5 separate regions of the Homo sapiens genome follow, and regions 1, 2, 3 and 5 are each linked to region 4. Evidence: chromatin contacts called from ENCODE Hi-C data. All regions are on one chromosome and are shown on one strand. The core of a region is the stretch at or near the end of the contact, and the rest is flanking DNA. Distances in the headings are between cores, read along the strand shown. Region 1 holds the start of ZNF248 (zinc finger protein 248). Region 2 holds the start of FZD8 (frizzled class receptor 8). Region 3 holds the start of MAPK8 (mitogen-activated protein kinase 8). Region 4 holds the start of CSGALNACT2 (chondroitin sulfate N-acetylgalactosaminyltransferase 2). Region 5 holds the start of CUL2 (cullin 2).

Region 1 (2,700 bases), core at 15-2,514, 5.3 Mb before region 4:
TTAGAAAGGAAGAATGTCAGGAGAGCCTTCGCCGGCCTTGCAGTTCGGAGATTCACCTGCCTATACAGGTCCACACACAAGATACTTACGTGTCCATGTGTGGCTCCGATATATGCTGAGCTCAGACATGACACTTTTCACTGAGTGAATGTAAATATTTCTTATTGATTTATTACCAATTTAGGTTCTGTGACACAGAAAAATTAAAAACATGAAAAGATGAGTTTAACAAGTTAACAGTAATCTGAAGGAAAAAACACTATGGGTTTGTCAAAATTCCTTGTAGGGAAAAAAAAAAACTGAGGCCATATTGTTTATCTGTTTACCTGTTAACACCATTAATGCCCTGAGGTTAGATAATGCAAAAGACCTCTAAAAAAAGGGATAGGATGTTAAATGCAAGTTTAAAAATGTTTGTTCTAACTTGCTAACAATTCCTCAAAAGGATCTTTTAATGAGAAACTGTGATATAGAGTAACAAAATGGGCAGCAGTGGCTCGGGAAACTGCAGACTTGACTTCTAATCTCAGTTCTGCCTCTAAGGAATGACAAGATCTGAACTACTCACCTCCTCAAACTCAATTTTGTTTTTCCATCTTTCAAATAAGGTCAAAACAGATAACCCAAGTATGACCTGACTGCACTACCATCCGGCGGGGATATCAGGCCAAGAGAGGAGGAAGCTCAGCAGCTCATCTGGATGTGCCCGGTGTTCGCGGAGGGGTGATAACAGCATTTCTTTCGCTGTGGCCGTGAGCCTTTCACCCGTCCCTGCCCTCAGACTCTCCAGAGGTGACGTTCCTGTTAGCCTGCGCGCCCACCCCTCAGCTCCAGCTCACCTCTCTCTTCTTAAATTTGTCCCAGACCTTGCACCAGCACACAGACTCCGACGGCTTCAGGATACTGTGCCATGATTACACATAATACATAAGCGAACGCGAAACGTGTAAATAATTACTTGGGATAGGAGGGCGGTCAGAGCCAGCAGGGGCCCTGGTGGTCAGCTAGGCCAGCCCCTTCGCTCCTGCACTCCACGGGCAGAGAGGCCCTTGGGGCCGGTGCAGGAGCCGTCTCCCTCGGGCTCTCCCAGGGAACGCACACCCAATAAATACAGCACCTAAACAATGAAAGTGCTCAAAACAACCCCAGGCGGCAAGTATTCCTAATATCCGTAATTTACAGAGAGGAAAACCGAGTCTCCCGTGGATAATTGTGTCTAATTCATTTGTCGCGGACCTGGCGCAGTCGCTCTCCCCCGCAGCCCCGCCTCCTCCCCGCGGGCTCAGGGCACAAAAAGCGCACACGCACACATCAAACGCCATGCGCACGCGCACAACAAACGTCACACGCTACGCACGCGCGTGCTGTCCCCTCCCCGCAGCCAGTTCCCTCCCCTTCGGGCCAGTGCGCATTGCCTACCCCGTGCTACAGGACTTCGCTGAGCGCCAGGCGCAGGGACTGGACGCATACGGACCCCCGGGAGCCCCGGAACTCGCGTTCCCACGCCAGACCTCATCCCCTTCTGACAGAGACGCCCTCGTCCCACCGTCGCCGCAGGCGCCAGGGGTCCCTCCCCACCGCCGAGGTCTAGCCGCCGCCCGCCCGCCTTCAGGGCAGCGCGGGGACCCCCTGGCCCTCGCCCAGTGCTCCGGGGCTCACCCGCCGCTCCTCGCCGCCTCCGGAGGCGAGGGATTGTTTCCCACAAGGGACTGGAGTCCAGGGAAGGACTCGCCTGGAGCGGGAGGCGGGGATGCACATGCGCAGAGGGAGAGGCCGAGCGCCCGAGTTAGGCTGGTGGATGCGATGCGGGGCTTGGAAGCGGCGCTAGACGGTGCCTGTCAGCTCTGGCCGCAACCCTCAGTTGTAAAATGAGGCTGATAGTGCCTACCTAGCAGGGGTTTTATGAGAATTGGAGGCGCTTACGTTGTAAAAGCATTTAAACCGGTGTCTGACACATAAATTGTTCAGTATATTTCTCACAATTATATATCATGCTGGTCATCATAAGGCTCTCCTGCAAAACAGCCTTGTATAGTGGGTTGAGAGATTACTGTCTCAGTTACCCACTCCTGCTTGGAACCAGGATTCTGTCAGTGTCCCCAGAGGTTGTGGATCAAATCAATGTGCCTGTTAGACACAAGCCAAGAGAAGGAAAGGTGTGCTTGAATTCATTCACGATCATGCATGGTAACGTTTAACTGAAAGACTGGAAGAGAAAACTAAAATCTGTGACCAGTATGGTTATTCTCTGGAATAAGGAAAAACAGAAGCTAGCAATTCAAGACCCAAACATAAAATTGTTTATATGTTTAAAAAAAAAAAAGCCGTTTGAGTAACAAATTTGAAGAAGAAAGCACGCACTCATTTCCCAAAACCAACCATACTTTACCCAGAACTACACTACACGTACATTCTTTTACGTGCACATCTGGCATTTTCAGCACACTATGAGCATGTGCGTGTGTTACAACTTTTCATTTAAAAAATCAACTCCTGGGTCATTGTCCACTTTTTTAAACTTTTCATTTGCTCATAATTTCAGATTTACAGAAGAGTTGCAAAATAGTTCCTATATGCCTTTCACCCAGATTCCACTAGTGTTAGTATTTTACATGACCATGGTATATTTATCAAAACTAAGAAAATAACATAGGTACAAGTACTATTAACTGAACTGCAGAGTTTATTCAGACTTAAGCA
Region 2 (2,700 bases), core at 179-2,678, 7.5 Mb before region 4:
CCCCCGGCGGGCGGCCGTGGCCGCTGCCCGAAGGCGGCTGCTCGCCGGGCGGCGGCGGCGGCAGGCGGCGCGGCGGGCTGGGCGCGGCGGTGGTTAGGTCGGTGCGGTTGTAGTCCATGCACAGCGTGTCAGGGTTGCCTTGCTCGGGCAGCCGGTCGCAGCGCATGCGGTCGGGCCAGGCGAAGCCGTACTGGCGCATGAGCGGCGCGCAGCCGGCCTTGGCGCGCTCGCACACCGAGCGGCAGGGCGGCAGCGGCTTCTTGTAGTCCTCTAGGCAGATGGGCGTGTACATGCTGCACAGGAAGAACTTGAGATCGGGCGAGCACTGGATCTCCACCAGCGGCCAGAACTGGTGCACCTCCAGGCCCGCCTCGTCTTGCGTGTCGTGGTTGAACTGATTGGGCATGTAGGTGTAGTTGTAGCCGATGCCCTTACACAGCGGCACGGTGATCTCTTGGCATGCCAGCTCCTTGGCCGAGGCGGCCGCAGCGCCGCTAGAGCGCTGCAGCAGCGCCAAGGCGGCCAGCAGCGAGGTCACTTCCAACAGGTAACCCCACTCCATGCTGTGCGCCTCGGCCCGGTGCCCTCGCCCTCCAGGCGGCGCGCAGAGGGGTGCCGGGGGGGGGGCCCACGAGAGAGCCGCAGACGGGTACAGCGGGTGATCTGGGGTCTCCCTTATGCTTCGCCCGGGAGGGGGGTCTGCCGATAATCTAACCCCTTCTAGGGGCGCGTCCGCAGCGGCGCGGCCCGCAGCCTGGGCAGGGCCCTTCCGCACTCCTTTCCGCCGCTCCGGGGGTTTGAAGGCGGCTGCAGGCGCGCGCCACAGTCCGTAGGTCCGCTCTGCTGGCCCCGGGTCGCGCTCAGCCCTCGCGGCGCAGAGCGGCCGGGCCTCGGCTCATCGTCCCGCGCTCGCTCGCCTCCTCTCCGCGCGCCCGACCACTTCTCCCCGCCGCGCCGGGCGGCGGTGACTCCGCCGGACAGAGAGGGCGGAGGCGCCGCAAGTTTCCTCTGGGGCCGCGGTGCGCAGTCAAGATGGCTGGGCCGGGCCGCTTGCCGCGCCGGGTCAGCCCTGGCGGCCACCACTCGGCCCCCGGGGGCTCATGCCCGCCCCCAAGGCCAAGCCGCCGCCGCCGCCGCCGGAGTTGGGGACCCGCCTCGGCCCAGGCCGCCGCCCTCTTTCTCCGGCGTCCGTCCTTCGTCCGTCCGCCGCCGGGACAGACGGACCCCCGCCGCCTGGAAAAGTCAGCGCCGCGCTCCGGCCGCAGTCGGGCGAGGTGCACACAGTCTCCTTCCTGCTGGACACCCAGGAGCAAATCCAGACCGGAAGGCGGAGCGGACACCTGAGTGGCGCGGCCCGCGCCCAGCCGCCGCCTCCTCCTCGGCGGGAGCAGCGCCCTTAGCCCAACTTCCCGGCTCCAGCCCCGCTCGCGCCGCGCTGCCGGCTCATGAATATTTATACAGCGCGGACTCGGTCTCCGCCCCCAGCCCCGCGAGCCAATCGCCGGGCGGTAGGGCGGAGTCCACGCGCTCCCAGGGCTCAGCCTTCCTTAAGGCAGTCCCCGAGTGTCCGCACTGCTGTGCGCGCTCTCTGCGGATGGAGAGTTTTGGTAACCTTGGGATTGACCGCAGAGACAGAGTGTTGGCCATGGCTGTCCCCATGGCGCTGAGTGCGTCGGAGGTCTTGGTCCCCTTACCCCGAGTCTGCCCTTGGGGACAGGGACGGGGTTTGGTGCAGCGCGCGCCTCCCCGGCGCGTTTCAAACCAGCCAAGCCCCTGCTGCCACCCTCCGCAAATGTGGGTGATCTGCAGGCGGCTGGGGTCTCGTGCTCCTCGGGGCGGCAGGAAGGTCTCGCAGCAGGCGAGCGCCGGGGAGGCCTGCCGGGGCTCGGCGCTGCAGAAGACCCGGGAAAGGGTGTCCTCCTTGGGGTTCTCAGAACGATGGTTTCTGAGACTTGGAGATGTGGGGGGTGTGGAGTCATTCTAAACTGGGGCTGGACCCGGGACGGCCCGGGTGAGATGCCCCGGAGCCCAGCCTTGGGCGCGCGAGGGGCGCGGGGGACAAATGCCCGCCAGAGACTCTCCTCCCGCCTCCGCTGCGTGACCTGGGGGAGCCTCAGTTTCCCCACCTAGAGAGTTGGGTGATCATAGCACAGATCTCCAAGGGGGCTTTGATAATTAGGTGAGATAAAATATAGGAAGCCCCGAGCCGCCGTGCTTTCTTAGGAAAAATCATTCAATTTCTTTCTAAAATTCAAAACAAACCTCGAAACTTATAAATAGGACAGGCTGGAAACTCTGGGGCTGGATTCCCTGTCTTCCCTTCGTTCTTTCAGGACGTCTATTCATCCATCCCAAGTTCACAGGCTTTTGCCAGAGCCTCCTTTTCTCTGGTGGGAGGCGGCGCTGCGCTCTGGCGTGGACTCCGCGACACGTATCTGCTCTCTGCACGAGGCCGGAGCCGGACCCGGGCTGCTTTTAGCAGCCGCTTGGGCCACCGCCAGCGAACGCTGCCCCCGCCGGCTCCGCCGCCACCTTAAGACGGGCCGGGAGGGGGGCTGCGGGCGGCCCGGGCCGGCGGCCTGGCAGGTTCATTTACGCTTGTTAGGGCGTCCCAGGGGGCTGTCTTTCTCCTAGAATGGAGTGTTTATTTTTTAATTGATGTGCTGTTTCATTTAGCGCTTGTATGGAACTCATGCTGGG
Region 3 (2,700 bases), core at 136-2,635, 5.2 Mb after region 4:
TTAATTGGTTTCATAGTATTATGTATCCTTAACAATTTGTATTATAAAACAGTGATAATTTTGCGTTTACTATTATTACTTTCATAGTACAGTGATTAAATCTGTAAACTCTACTGTATTGCCTGGCACTGAATGGGCATGCAATAAATAATTATTGCAGGAACAAAGGATGGCAGGAAGGAAATTAAGAAGGTTGAGAGGGAGGGAGAGAGGAAATGGGAAGAGAATGAATGAATAATCATCTGTATGTTCCCTTTCAGAATCACCAGAAACAGGCCAGCCCCACATGTAATAGGAAAGTAGTTTACCTGAAATCATTCATTTATTCAACAAATATTTATATATTCATTATTAAAGTAACTTACTTGTTTCTGATTGTGAACATAACTATTCCTCTCGGAAAACATGAGAAAATACCCAAAGTATAAACGAGAACCAAGTCACCCTTTATTCCATAGTCCAATGATGAACCATTGTTAACATAATTTGGTGTATTTCTTTCCAGGTTTTTTCTATGTGTATATATAGTATCTAAGTGGGACCATTCTATATATGACTTGTTTCTTGCTTCTTTCTCTTAATGATACATTGTGAACATGTTCCTATGTTGTTAAGAATTCCTTGAACACATGGCATTTAAATTGCTAAAATGTATTCTACCGAATGGTGTAGGTAGTTCAAACGCCTTTCCACCCGTTGTTGGATATTTAAAGGACTTGTCAATTTATCGCTTCTGTAACATTTACACGCTTTGTGGGGCCTCAGAAGTAAACCAGGTAATGCAAGGAATCTGGGAAGAGGTGGATTTGCAAGGAATCTCGGAGGAGGTGGATTTTGGAAAAACTGGAGGCAGCTTTTCCCGGGCAGCTGAAGAGAACACTTATCTCTCTGTAGGTTTCTGGGACCCGGACAGGTGTCCTCAGAATGGAACATATTGTCGGTCAAGGTAACCAGCTCTTCATCACTCAGGTGTGTGTACCGGAAGGGGGTGCCTGTTCGCTGCGCAGGTTAGGCCTAAGCGCACCTGCCCTTCAACCCTGTGCCGACGAGGCCCGAAGGCTTAAGCTCTGACCTGGCTACCGCCGCCAACCAGATGCGGTCCCCTGGGGCCACGCGCCGCCACGTGCCGCCACAGGGCCCGCCCCTCCCGCTCCAGGCCACGCCCCTCACCCACAGCCCTCGGAGGCTCTCTCCGCGGCTCCGCCTCCAAGCGACCTCCGCAAGTCCTCTCGTAACCCCTGGAGTAGCGCCGTCCCCGGGCGGCGGCCCCGCCCCCGCAATCCGGGCCCCGGGGCTGCCCCGCCCCGCCGGCCGCTCGGGAGGCGCGGGGGCGGGGCCCTGCGCGATGACGTGCGCGGGCGTGCGCGGTGACGGCCCGCGTCTCTGTTACTCAGCCGAGCGGCCGAGGCCGGACGACGCGGCTTGGATTGCGGAGCCGCGAGCAGCGCTGGGTAACGGCCGCGGCGACCACCCCGGACGGCCCCTGTCCCCGCTGGCGGGCTTCCCTGTCGCCGTTCGCTGCGCTGCCGGGTGAGTGCGGCGGACGCCGCAGGGCCGGGACGGCAGGCGGCCCCGTCGTGTTTATGTTATTGTGCCGCTGCCGCCGCCGCCGCCTTCTCCTCAGCCGTAACCCCCTCCTGGGAGTGGGGGCGGGAGCGCGCGGTGGGCGGGGGCGGCGCGGGAACAATAGCGGCGCGGAGGCGGGGGCCAGCCGAGGGGGCGTGGGGCTGCGGGACCTGGGTGCGCTCCGCTGCCCGCCAGCCCGCCTGCCGCCGCGAGCCCCGCCCGCCTGTCCTCTCGCGTCCTCTTCGCGTGGGTCCTGCCTCCGCGGCGGGAGAAGAAAATGGAGCGGGGGGGTGGGTGGCAAGTTCTGAAACACTTCGGCAAGGGTCGGACGGAGGTGTCTTTGCGGCCCGCCGCGCCCTGGCTGCCTCCGGGGCGGCGGGGAGCCGGGGAGAGCGCTTCTGCCGGCAGGTCCCCAAGCCTGCCCCGCGCCCATAGGGACCGTATTTTGCTTCTCGATGCTTTCTTTGTGCTAACGTTCTGGGCGAACGCAGGCAGCAGCGCTGAAAAGGGCCAGAGTGGCCTGCAGCTCTGGGCTGCAGGGCAGAGAGCCCAGGCCCGTGGCTCGGGTGGGAGGTGTCCATCCAGCTTGGCCCGAGCTTCGGTGGTCAGCGCGCATTTCTCTTGAGGGTCATCGGTGGTGACCTTTTGACTTTTTCACCCCACCCTCCCATCTCTTTGTCTCGCATTTGTGTTCCCGATTCAGAGATGGTAGAACCAAGTCCATTTTAAAGTACCCTGATGAACACTTTCCGTTTTTATTTCTGAAAGTTCCCTGCTTGGTCTTTACTGCGAATTTAATAACATGTTGACTACATGGCATTGTCCAGTGATTACTATTTTTACCTCTGAAATCCAGCGATCTTTCCAGTAGAATTCTGGTCCGTCAGTCCATTGTGTTTTGAGATAAGCATCCAGCAAGTACCTCCTTGGCAATTAGAACATCTGTTTTTTCATTCATTCATTCATTCAGCAGCTGTTTAGTACCGTACTCAGATGAAGAGGTTTGGTGTGAAGGTAAAGTATCCTTTCATGGAAGAGGATGCTTTGACTGAAGTATAATAGATGGACCTTTAAATGAGACAGTTACATAAGTGATGTCTGTTAAGGAAGGTATGGTTATATTCTGGGTCATTT
Region 4 (2,700 bases), core at 140-2,639:
GTATTTGGCTACTTAAAAAAAAATCATTAAAAAGTAACAATTTAAATCCATTGATGGGAGAACCTCAGTTAGTTTCAAAACAACAATTCTTGCCAGGCGGGGTGACTCACGCCTGTAATGCCAGCACTTTGGGAGGCCGAAGCTGGAAGATCGCTTGAGCCCAGGAGTTCAAGGCCAGCCTAGGCAACAGAGGGAGGCCCCATCTCTACCAAAAAAAATATTAACAATTAGCCGGGCATGGTGGCATGCACCTGTGGTCCCAGCTACTCGGGAGGCTGAGGCGAGAGGATCGCTGGAGTCGGAGGTGGGGAGGCTGCAGTGAACCGTGATCGCTCCACTGCACTCCAGCCTGGGCGACAGAGCGGGACCCTGTCTCAAAAAATAGATGAATAAATAAATAAAAACAATTATAATGGAAGTTTGGATAGGAATTTAAAACATGTGGCAACTAACCCTGACCCTGCGGCTTCAGTCTCCCCGCCGCTAGCTGAGGGCCGTGGCCGCTGCACAGAGGCTTGTGAGGATTCGGGGGTTCAGGCAGCGCCCGCCGCGCATCTGCCAGACGTGCGGCCACAGGGTAGGAGCAGTAAGAAGGATCCAGGGAAAAAAGTCCACGAATGAGAAAGGAAACCCAGCGTTTGTAGGGCTAGGAGAACAAAGAAAGAAAATGCTGGCGGCGGAGGGCGAGGCTCTGCGGTGCGTGGCAGATGGGAATTTGCTCGGTGGCGGCTCCTCTTTCTGGAGAGCTTCCCAGCGTCCCCTCCCCCGCCAGCCCGCGGTGACGCGCCCGGCACCCACCACAGCCGGCTCTCGGCGCCGTCGCGCCTTCGCTCGCCCGCTTAGGCCGTGCTCGCGGTGGCGTGGGAGACAGAGAGCCCAGGGAGGACCCTGGAACATGCAGTGGTATGGAAGACGCCTAAGAAAGGGCTTCTCTTTCCACTCACGAAAATCAGTGTGTGAGCTCGAAGCCATTTCCCAGCGTGTCCGCCTCAACTCCCTCATTCAACAGATGAGGAATTCCTCCAGGGAAATGCAGTGATGCGCTCACGGCTGCCGGCGGCCCAGCGCCAAGGGGCGCTCCACAGCCCCGCGGCCCGAAGCCCTCGACTCGGCTGCCACGCAGGCCCCGCGGCCCCGCTCGGACTCCCAGGATCGGCTTCCGAGCGGGACAGCGCTGCAGTCCACGAGTCCGGGCAGGGGCGCCTCCAGGCCGGAGCGGTTTCCTGCCTCGGGCACTCTGCTGTCTCCACAAACGGTTTTTGGAGGCACACACACGGATACTTTAAACACGTCGGTGATGAATCGGTACCCAGCTGCCAGTGGCGGAGCTTCCTGGGCGGGGCCGCGGGCGCGCGGCGGCTTCATTTCCTCGCGCGCGCCGGAAGTGGCCTCTCAGGCGCGGCGGCGCGCCCGGGGGTGGGTGGCTGAGGCGGCGGCGGGCCCAAGGCGTGAGGCGCCGCCCGGGTGTCCCCGCGGCGCAGGAGGCGGTGGAGCGCAGAGCGGGCGAGCGCGGTGAGTACCTGGCCCGGCCTCGCCCGCCGGTCCGCGACTCCCGCCGGCTCCGGCCCGGGCGGTGCGGGCGCCGGGGCTGCGGGCTCCTGTGTGGTCGGGTGGGGTCGCCTAGCGGACCGGTCCTGCGGGGGGCCCTGTCTCTCAGGGATGAGCCTGCCGGAGTCGGCACCGGTTTTAGGGAAAGCGCGGCCAGAGACGATTGGTTCGCTTGTCAGTGTTGGGTTTTGTTTTGTTTCGTTTTGTTTTTACCTATTCATCACCATCTCTGCTCCTCTCAGTGGATAAACTTTTTAATCAGTGGTGACCTCGTCATCGCGTTAAAATAGTTCTGCCCTCAGCCCCTCTTTATCTGTAGATGGCAGAGCGAGCGCCGGTAAAGATGCTCTGTCGTGGAGGGCTCAGTGGGGCGGAGGAGATGGGGAGCCTCTGGCGTTGTCGGAGAATGCACCTTAAAAATGACTCTACCCTTGAGCAACGCAGGAAGCACGACAGTGATACTTCTGTTTGTGATGATGGTATTGGCGGTATGATAGTTTGATTATACATCTGAAGCTTCTCTTCCTGAGTCCTTGGCTTGTTAAACTTGGAGGTATTTTCTAGCGTGCTTTTGAGATAGATATGGGATGTCGTGACGTTTCACCGTCATTCAAGGCTCGCGGGAGCAGGGCCTTCATGTCTGGTAATTAATGTTGTTTTTTGAATGTTGTATTAAAATAGTAGCTTCGATCTTGGAAGTAAGAAGCCAAGTATTTTAGGACTGAGTGTTAGCGTTCATTTTGTATTATTGTTCTTGTACCATTTGTTTAAAGTTGTCATGTAACTAAAAGAATGAAAAAAGATGGATTTCCAGTATTTGTGGCTCAGAGGATTTTGGCCTAAATAAACACAGTTCCAACCAGTTTAGAAGCTGCATTTTTCTCTTTGTTTTTGTCGAGGCATAAAATACATATGAAATCAATAAGAGCACGAATCTTAATTGTACAGCTCAATGAATTTTTACATACTTATTACCCTGTGGAACCACCAGATATATCAAATTATAACCATAGAACATTTCCATCATCCTATTTTCCTGTGCTTCTTCCAAGTCAGTTATATCCTTGTTTTCCCATCTGTATTCTAACTTCTCTTATCTGCTTTTAGTTTTCTCTGTTTTGAGCTTCATGTTAATGGAATCACGTAGTATTC
Region 5 (2,700 bases), core at 174-2,673, 8.0 Mb before region 4:
GTAATCCCAGCACTTTGGGAGGCCTAAGCAGGCGAATCACCTGAGGTCAGGAGTTCAAGACCAGCCTGGCCAACATGGTGAAACCCCATCTCCACTAAAAATACAAAATTAGCCGGGCATGGTGGCGCATGCCAGTAATCCCAGCTACATGGAAGGCTAAGGCAGAAGAATTGCTTGAACCCGGGAGGCGGAGGTTGCAGTGAGCCGAGATCGCACCACTGCACTCCAGCCTGGGTGACAAGAGCAAAACTCCATCTCAAAACAAAAAAACTGTGTACTTCTCTTATCTCACGCGACTCTTTTGGAAGGATCTTCCAGATACTGTATAAGGGCAAAAGAAGCAAAGTATAGCTCATTTGTTCATGTGTCTGTCTTGAAAAGGAATGTAAGATTCTAAAGGGTAGGCAACAGTGTTTTGAATGTTTTTAAGCGATTATTATGTAGTCAGTTGTCAATCAGATCAAAGTGATTATTTCCGATACTTTACTACGAAGGTAGGCTTGGCCAGGTCTAGTTCAAAGACGTTTATGTTGAACAGTCACAATCTATAGCGAACGTTAATATTTTGCATCTTATCTTCAAAATTTAAACGCCCAGGGTACTGGCCTTCAACTGTTAATATTAATCCATGGGGCAAAGATGTGGACTTAACATTAATAACAGTCTGCAATTCACAGATGTTTTATTTGCATGCACGTAATGGTAGGGAATGGTCCAGACTCTCTAGAGGGTAAGCAAGTGCTAGAAAGCGTGTGAGGATCTTATTTCACCAGACCCTAAGGGTTGAGACAAGAAGTCTAGCATGCACGTAGGATACTCCTCCCCAAAGCTATCAATCTTTGCAGTCTGCGGAAACAAAAGTGAAAACACTCGGGGTAAGGATGCATGAGATGCCCCCCCCCACACACACACACAAACACACAGAGTTGTGTATTCGTGTGAGCACGTAAATATGTAGAAGAATACACGCACTCTCACCTTCCCTCCTTCGAAGGAAAATGGGGCCGCGGGAGAGGCGGCCAAGATCGGGTTGGGGAGGCCCGGGATCCAGTCCAGGGGGTGGCAGGGCTTACGGGTCAGCGCTCTGGGGAGCCGAGGTCACTTACAGGATACCATCTTCCCGGGCCTCCCCCTTTCATCCCTCTCCCCACACCTCGTCGCCCCCAACTCCTCTCCTCCGCCCCAGCCCCGCCACCCATTAACCGGGAAGGGAAGTTTCCCGGCGCCTGCAGCCCGGCTCCCCGACCCTCAGCGGGGTTACCTTCTGCAGAAGCAGGGCAAGGGGCAGGGGACAAGGGGAGGGGGAGGCAGCCCGAAGGAGTGAAAGACGAAGCCCCGGCGAGGAAGGTGGGCGGAGGCGGCGGCGGCGGCGGCTGTCAGCTCGCGTTCCCCTGCTCACAGCGCTGCCATTACTGTGCGCCGAGGCCGCCTCCCCGGCCGGCCGCCGCCACCGGCCCCGGAGACGCGGGGGGTGGGGAGCGAAGCCCGGGGAGCCCGCGCGCCGACACTCACCTGTCTCCGCGAGGAAAGACAGCAAAGTCCAAGGCCGCCGCCGCTCCCCGGCGGGACAGGGGCGGTAGGGAGGGGGGGAAAGGGGAGAAGGACGGGCCGATCACGGGATCCGTAAAACAATCGTCCTCCTCTGCCTCCGGCTTTGCCCAACACACACCCTCCGGTCTCCTTCTTCCGCTGCTGCCAAATCCCCCCCGCCACCCGGAAAGCAATGGTACAGGCCGCGTTACGGCAAGCGCAGGGAGCCAAGCTTCGTGTGATTGCGAAAGGCCACGGAAATTAATATTCCAAGTGATTCCTTGCTGGGCTTGCTGTCAATGAGGCAATTGCGGTTCGCTGAGCTGATGGACACAGTACCCACCCACTACCCGTTAGTTCAGGGACTGCTAATAACAATATGTTGGAATGGTGCTTTCAACAGAAGTATGTTTTCCTTGTTTCAGACCTATGTGAATATCCTAAGACACCACAATCCTCTTGCCACACACTTCCATGGGCTTTGCAAATGATCAAAAATAAATTAGCAAAACTACTTTTCCTCTCTGACAAACTCTTTTTCTTGTTAGTTTTTATCTACAGAGAATTTCTTGGACATACATGTATTTTCGATAAAGAAACTTCACATCTTTTTCACTAATACCCCACCTTCACCAAGCCCCAAGCCTATCAGTTTGAAGGGTTTTCCTCCCTTGGAGTTTTAAACGGTAAAGCTGATAAAAATATAGAATTACTCATCACCTCCTCATATATGCAGGGCCACAGAGGAACAAAAGCCCGGCCTTAGTGCTTTTTGCCTTTCATATCCTCAAGAGCTCACCATCAGGGTCTTGTTCATTTATACGATTCAGCAAGCTTTTCCCTCCCATCCCTTCCTTCCAAACTGCACGAACCCTTCAAGGCCCATTTAAAACCCTGCCTCCAGACCTGATCAGTCCCTAGAGCCTTCCTCCTCTTCTAATCTGCTTCTCTTGGTACTTGAAGTCTCTACTCTTTATTTCAGTAAAGGGTTTTTATATACGAAATTCAATCCAACAGTATGTTTCCATTATGTGACCTTTTTTTCCTCCCATGTTTTCCCCCTTTTAATCTAGTGATTCTCAAAGTGTGGTCCCCAGACCTCTGGAAATCCCTGAGACCTTTACAGAGGTCATAAGGTTAACAACTAGTTTGTTAACAATGCAATATGTC

Evidence for each region. Hi-C counts contacts between places; a loop is a spot of excess contacts on that map. Pooled maps may share reads with other maps.
Region 1: a loop to region 4 is called in a pooled map, with 19 times the contacts of the local background. The contact joins the promoter of ZNF248 here to the promoter of CSGALNACT2 in region 4. A Hi-C loop is called at or near these places in 9 of 50 pooled maps.
Region 2: a loop to region 4 is called in a pooled map, with 30 times the contacts of the local background. The contact joins the promoter of FZD8 here to the promoter of CSGALNACT2 in region 4. A Hi-C loop is called at or near these places in 6 of 50 pooled maps.
Region 3: a loop to region 4 is called in a pooled map, with 18 times the contacts of the local background. The contact joins the promoter of MAPK8 here to the promoter of CSGALNACT2 in region 4. A Hi-C loop is called at or near these places in 8 of 50 pooled maps.
Region 5: a loop to region 4 is called in a pooled map, with 12 times the contacts of the local background. The contact joins the promoter of CUL2 here to the promoter of CSGALNACT2 in region 4. A Hi-C loop is called at or near these places in 2 of 50 pooled maps.

The regions. Positions count from the first base shown.
Region 1 is chr10:37,856,346-37,859,045 of GRCh38, forward strand. ZNF248 (zinc finger protein 248) reads right to left here and starts at 1,265. Exons shown (of 6, transcript NM_021045.3): 1 at 840-1,265; 2 at 90-187. It overlaps ZNF248-AS1 (ZNF248 antisense RNA 1), which reads left to right and starts at 1,404. Exons shown (of 2, transcript NR_186559.1): 1 at 1,404-2,156. RefSeq lists an enhancer at 758-817 and silencers at 1,135-1,511, 1,208-1,757.
Region 2 is chr10:35,640,868-35,643,567 of GRCh38, forward strand. It overlaps FZD8 (frizzled class receptor 8), which reads right to left and starts at 1,429. Exons shown (of 1, transcript NM_031866.3): 1 at 1-1,429. The coding sequence starts at 562. It overlaps LOC124902528 (zinc finger protein 469-like), which reads right to left and starts at 1,979. Exons shown (of 2, transcript XM_047426128.1): 1 at 1,763-1,979; 2 at 861-1,546. The coding sequence starts at 1,979. The coding sequence ends at 861. MIR4683 (microRNA 4683) reads right to left here and starts at 385; the gene lies at 305-385. LOC105376494 (a long non-coding RNA gene) reads left to right here and starts at 2,448. Exons shown (of 2, transcript XR_930820.3): 1 at 2,448-2,700.
Region 3 is chr10:48,305,292-48,307,991 of GRCh38, forward strand. It overlaps MAPK8 (mitogen-activated protein kinase 8), which reads left to right and starts at 1,386. Exons shown (of 12, transcript NM_001323329.2): 1 at 1,386-1,530. RefSeq lists a silencer at 1,017-1,966.
Region 4 is chr10:43,137,056-43,139,755 of GRCh38, forward strand. It overlaps CSGALNACT2 (chondroitin sulfate N-acetylgalactosaminyltransferase 2), which reads left to right and starts at 1,390. Exons shown (of 8, transcript NM_018590.5): 1 at 1,390-1,512. It overlaps CSGALNACT2-DT (CSGALNACT2 divergent transcript), which reads right to left and starts at 1,338. Exons shown (of 1, transcript NR_186456.1): 1 at 1-1,338. RefSeq lists silencers at 687-886, 1,017-1,076, 1,247-1,746, 1,857-1,926.
Region 5 is chr10:35,088,918-35,091,617 of GRCh38, forward strand. CUL2 (cullin 2) reads right to left here and starts at 1,424. Exons shown (of 21, transcript NM_003591.4): 1 at 1,262-1,424. RefSeq lists silencers at 1,195-1,324, 1,345-1,544, 1,598-1,786 and an enhancer at 1,705-1,844.